2 separate regions of the Mus musculus genome follow, and region 2 is linked to region 1. The links are chromatin loops, found by intact Hi-C in ENCODE. Cell type or tissue: heart. All regions are shown on one strand. Each heading gives the region's core, and the rest is flanking DNA. Links, peaks and the distances in the headings are about the cores only.

Region 1 (2,906 bases), core at 258-2,757:
AGACTATTTCAGATAGGAATCTTTCCTCTCCCAAAGACCGCTGAGCCCTCTCTCCATCTCCACCTAACATTCTTGAAAGTGGCTTTTTTGTTTTGTTTTTGTCTGCTTTTAGACAGTCCAGTTAGGACTTCCTGGCTGGCCTGGAACCTGCCTTTGCTCCCTGGGGACTGCTAGGATAAAAGCATGGGCCGCAGCACCCAGCTTGAAAGGAAACGTTAAGGGAAACCTTCCGCCCTCAAGAAGTCGCTGACCACTCAGGTCAATGAATGGAGAGAGAGCCCAGCTCCACCGTAATTAACATTAACGCTGCAGGGGGAAAAAAAATCCTTGCCGGGGAAACGCCTGTTTTCCTGTAGAGCTCAGCGAAAGCAAGAAAACTTTGTGGTTTTATGTATGTTTGATTCTGCATAGTTCAAGTGTGCTTGCGGAATTAGGAGCTAAACTAAGAAGCGACATTCTGAGAAAAACAAAGCTTCCATCCTGCGTTTCCATATGAGAATTACTGTCTAGTCTGTTCGAGCTCGCAGCCGGGTTTAAACTTTGAGGGATACATTTGACATTTTAAAACGTGCTAACGTGACCTGTCAAATCATGGCTCTTAGGAATTCTACATGGCTACTTTCATTTAGCCTAGTGAATTCAACACCCATCTTCCACTAAAACGGGCAGTAAACGGAATCCCCCAACTCAACCCACCCCGGCACACACACCGGGGGCTGGGTATTGAACTTTTTGCCTTGTCCCACTGCGCGATCGGCACCTTCTGTTCAGTTTTCGACCCGCCGCACTCCGATTTTCTAGAACCCTCCACTATCGTACAAAACGCGACACACTGGCCGGGCCTCGCCCTGGCAAAGCGCGCCCCGCACTGCATCCGCAGCGCCCTCGTACCTGCAAAGCCCACGGAGCAGGCGGCGGCGCCGAAGGCCCCGTGCACCCGGGCGATCGTGTCGCGGACCAGCCCGCCCAGCACGCGGTCGTCCAGGCTCAAACGGCAGCGCGCGTCCTCGGACACCAGCTCGCACAGAAGGTACCTGCGGCGACAGCGGGGTGAGCGCGGCCCGGGTCGCGGGGACGGCGCGGGGACAGCGCTGCTTACCTGTGCTTGAACCGCACCATGGCGTCCGCGCCGGATGCGGGAGGAAGGCGGCACTAGGCTCGGACAGGCAGCGTGCCCTGTCAATCTCCACGCTCCGCCTCCCGCGGCGGGCGTAAGAGCGCATGCGTTCGCCTCCGGCCGGCGCTGGGGATTTTCCACACAAGTTCTGTGCGCTCAGAGTCCCCCAAGTGAACGTTTAAGGTCAGCCCTGCACTTAAAGTCCGAGAGTGTCGCACGATCTGGGACCTAAAAGTCAGAGCACAGGTTTTCCCATACAGCCAAATACGCGAATTCTTTGAGGGGATTTCGACAGTTTTGTGGAGGGGAGTTCTTTTCAAGTGGTTTCCAAAAACAATATAGTATCCTCCCTCCCTCTCTTCCTGGTTTCTTTTTTTCCTCAAGCTAACCCCAGACTGACTGTGTAGCCAAGACGACCCCGAACTTCTGATCCCCTGCCTTTTCCTACGAAGCGCTGGCATTACCAACGCGTCCCACCACACCCAGCCCTCTGTTTTCTGTTAAGAATAGAGGATTATGTTTTAAAATGAAGAACAGAGGGTTAAGGTTTTTAATGCGTTTTTCTAGCCCATTCCCTTGAATACCTTTGTGTGATTAATAAATGATAAATTATTATTGTTGTTGTTGGGTTTTTGATACAGCGTTTCTTTCTGTAGCCCGGGCTGTCCTGGAACTCACTCTGTAGACCAGGCTGGCCTTGAACTCAGAAATCCGCCTGCTTCTGCCTCCCGAGTGCTGGGATTAAAGGCCTGCGCCACCACTGCCCAGCATTTAAAAAACAAACAAACAAAAAAAAAAAAAAAAAAAAAAAACAGGGTCCCACTCTATCTACCTAAGGCTAGCTTGGAGCCCAAAGCAATCCTGCCTCAGCCTCCTAAGGACTAGGACTACAGGGGTGTGCTACACTTCATTTATCTTGCATGTTAAGTGCATATTCTTTTTTAAAATTTATTATTATATCTAAGTACACTATAGCTTTCTTCAGACACACCAGAAGAGAACATCAGATCTCATTACAGATGGTTGTGAGCCACCACGTGGGATTTGAACCCAGGACCTTCAGAAGAGCCTTCACTCCAGCCCCTAAGTCCATATTTTTTTAAAGATTTATTTATTATTATATGTAAGTGTAGCTGTCTTCAGACAATCCAGAAGATGGAGTCAGATCTCATTACGGATGGTTGTGAGCCACCATGTGGTTGCTGGGATTTGAACTCCGGACCTTCAGAAGAGCAGTCAGGTGCTCCTACCTACTGAGCCATCTCACCAGCCCTAAGTGCATATTCTTAATGGTGTGACTCAGTGAGGTGGATTTGTGTGACTGCCACCCTATTAAGATGTAGATAAGGTTCAGTGCTCCCCAAATTCCCAGGCCCTTGCCAAAACCTTTAGTGGGAAGGAGCCATCATCCCCATTTCTGGAGAGATAGGTTTTGCCAGGCCTTGGCCTGGACATATATGTTTTAAGCATGCAACATGCCTGTAAGTCCGCTGCTTGACTCTATTTTCCTGTCGCCGGTGCTGCTACAGACATTCCTCACGTGCTCGGTATTGCATGTTTTAAGTGCACCACTAAGTCGGTCAGCATTGCCTTAATACACATTGTCTACAGATTTTCTTGTTATCCTGGGTTTCTTGGTGCCTGGCTTTGTAGCAGGGTCATTTTTGAAAATTAGATTTATTTATTTGTTGTAGAAATGTGGAGGTGCGTATTTGCCACGGCCGGAGGTGGCGATCAGAGGACGACTTTGGGAAGTTGGTTCTCAGGACCTCCGTTATGTGTACAGCTG
Region 2 (2,906 bases), core at 202-2,701, 76 kb after region 1:
ACAGGGCCAGGGCTTGGGTTATCTGGCACCCACATAAGGGCTCATAACCGTCTGTAACCCCGGTTGCAGGGGATCCAACACCCTCTTCTGACTTCTGAAGGCACCAGGCAAACATGATGTACCTACAGTTATGCATACAGATAGAAGGAAGGAAGGAAGGAAGGAAGGAAGGAAGGAAGGAAGGGCCATTAGGGAGGCAGAGGCAGGCAGATCTCTGTGAGTTCAAAGCCAGCCAAGGCTTTATAGTGATACCCTCAAAAAGAAAAAAAGAAAAGAAAAGAAAAGAAAAGAAAAGAAAAGAAAAGAAAGAGCGAGCCCGTGCATGGTGCTTAGAGAGTGTGGCTCAAAACCTTTACACATACAGTTCTCTCTGCCTGAGATTTTCTTTGAGCTAGGCTTAAAGGTCTCCCTCTTGTCTTAGAAGGACTGAAGCCCACACCACAGCTTTAAGCTCTCCTAACGGGAGTGTCCTGTGGTACAGGGACAGGTGACAGCAAACTCCTCTGATCTCAGCATATAGGAGGCTGTGAGACAGGAGGTCACAGGTTCCAGGCCAGCCTGGGCTACAGGCAAGACCCTGCCCCCAAGTACAAAAAAAAAAAAAAAAAAAGCAAGCAAGCTTGCCCTCTGTGCTGGGTGCACAGACCCAGCTAGGTAGGTTGAGGTGTTTTCTTCACACTCACAAAGCCCTGGGTTCTATCCCCAGCACTCTGGAAACTGACAGTGGTGGAGTGTGTCTGCAGTTCCAGCACTCCAGAGGTGAAAGGCAGGAGTTCAAAGTCACCCTCAACTGCAGAACAAGTTGAGCTCAGCCTGGGATACATGGGACCCTTTCTTTTTTTCTTTCTTTCTTTCTTTCTTTCTTTCTTTTTTTTTTTTTTTTTTTTGTTGTTGTTGTTGTTTTTCGAGACAGGGTTTCTCTGTGTAGTCCTGGCTGTCCTGGAACTCACTCTGTAGACCAGGCTGGCCTCGAACTCAGAAATTCATCTGCCTCTGCCTCCCAAGTGCTGGAATTAGGATCCTTTCTTTAAAAAAAAAAAAAAAAAAAAAAATCCAATGCATTCTTATCAGTTAACACAGTTAAAATCGGTTATCAGAAGTCTGTGGTGAGCTTAGAGATAATTAACTTCTCAGAAGAGGAAAACCAGGCATGGTGGGAAGCCACTTGCCCAAGTTCCCATCCCTAGTCACACTGGCCTATCAGCCTCTTCTGTGAGTTCTATCCTCTGCAGGGCAGCAGAGGCCGGCCAGCCCAGCCTCCTTTCTGCTGCTGCTGAAGACCCAGGTAGTTTCCCACTGACTGGAAGCTGAGGTGCCATGGGCAGGTCCTCAGCCTCTCTGGGTGGCTCTGATCCCTCTGGCTCGAAGAGAACCTAGGTGAAGAAACTTGGCTTTGGGAGCGGAGCAGACCACCCACCTCTGCATCAGAGGGCTCCAGGCAGGAGGCAAAGCCGCCCCCCCCCCCAGCCTTCTGTGTTTTCCTTCTTGAGCTTTTATTGTGAGCCATTCCTTATTCCTTCGGCGGGAAATTATGCCACTAACTTAAAATAGACTGTGCTTAATTAATAGCATGCTTTGTTCTTGGGATTCTTATCTCGACCGGAAGACACGCCTCTTTTCGGGTTTGTGGGTCAAGGTGAAGTTGCCTCTGGGGACTCAGGAACAGCTGCTTTCTGCTTTTCCACTTTTGAACTCAGGTTCCTGTTGGCTTTTCCCTCCCTGGGGTAGAAGGGTTTTTCCCTAACTCGTTAGCCTGGGGTGTTCACTACTATTAGATTGCCAGCATGACATGTTATAATTACTTCTTCTTGTATGATTAATAGCTACTGTGTACTAAACACCATCTATGAGCCAGGCCCTCTGCTAAGGGATTCTGAGAGTCCTACATGTGGGTATTCTAATTACATCTATCAGATGAGGAAGCTGTGGGCTCCGAGGGGAGAAAGGGCTCCCCAAGTTCCACATAGCTCTAAAAAGTAGAATCAGCCTTTGAATCCAAGTCTCGGTGACCCCCCAAACACTTAAGACTTACTTATTGACATTTAGTCATGTGCTCCGCAGTCCCAGAATGCTCTTGGGCTGGCACGGTAGCCCAGCAGGCACAGGGACTGACTGCCGTCCTCAGCTACAGACTTCCTGAGTTCATCTGGCCTGGCTTCATCTAAAACTAAAACAAAAAGAAGAGGCAGTAAGACAGCCTAGGGTGTACAAGCGCTTGCTGCTGAGCCTGACGACCCAAGGTGATGATGAAACTCATTAACTAGTGTTGTCCTCTGACCTCTACAGCCAAGCTGTGGCGTGTACCTATGTGCCTCCCCCCTACCTTCTGCTTACAAAGAAATGACTTTTCCAAAAGCTTTTTTTAAAAATTCTCTTCCCTTAAAATTTATCTCTTTTATGTCACACAGTCTTAGGACATATGTACAAATATTTTGTATCAGAGAGGGGGAAACTGAGGCACAGAGAGGTGAATTCCTTTACCCGGGTAACATAAGAGACACCGTTCATTTGCATCAAATATGGCCTCACTCACAGGTAGCCAGCCTCACAGCATACGTGGGCTGGAAGCTGAATACTGTTGTGTGGTTCTATACAGGTTACTTCACCATCTTCAACTTTTTAAGTTTCTCATCCATAAAACGGGGGGAACATTTCCTGTTTTTTAGCTTTCTGAGGTGGATATGAGATTCAAGTGTGTGGGAACGGATGGCTGTGGAGAACCTGCTGTCAGGGCCCTGTCTTGGCTACAGTCCTAAGCTTGGCTTTTGGATGGCTTCTTCTTCTTTTTTTTTTTCCAAGTTCTCTTCCGTGTTACCTGCATTTTTCCATAACAAGCATATTGTTTTCGCTGGGCAAGGTAGCACCAGCCTGCTGTTTTAGCTACTCGGAAAGCTGAGGCAGGAGGA

Evidence for each region. A loop is a pair of places that touch in the nucleus more often than their neighbours do. Peaks named below come from ENCODE experiments on the same cell type or tissue, not always from the same donor. Only the 100,000 strongest peaks of a DNase experiment are listed, where the experiment ranks them.
Region 2: it touches region 1 in a loop (5-fold over the local background); 6 of 42 quality-filtered maps call a loop at or near these places.

What each region holds. Positions count from the first base shown.
Region 1 is chr5:115,236,263-115,239,168 of GRCm38, reverse strand. It overlaps Pop5 (processing of precursor 5, ribonuclease P/MRP family (S. cerevisiae)), which reads right to left. Exons shown (of 6, transcript NM_026398.4): 2 at 1,100-1,345; 3 at 892-1,034. The coding sequence starts at 1,119. Among named protein-coding and RNA genes, the nearest start is that of Pop5, 1.9 kb to the right of the region's middle. In heart, for the core only: a CTCF peak has its summit at 1,215; a DNase peak (open chromatin) is centred at 1,178; H3K4me3 peaks cover 1,491 bases; H3K27ac peaks cover 1,166 bases.
Region 2 is chr5:115,159,980-115,162,885 of GRCm38, reverse strand. Gm35465 (a long non-coding RNA gene) reads right to left here. Exons shown (of 2, transcript XR_387598.3): 1 at 2,033-2,906. Among named protein-coding and RNA genes, the nearest start is that of Gm35465, 1.9 kb to the right of the region's middle. In heart, for the core only: no CTCF peak of the experiment used is centred there; DNase peaks (open chromatin) are centred at 1,315 and 1,635; H3K4me3 peaks cover 303 bases; H3K27ac peaks cover 325 bases.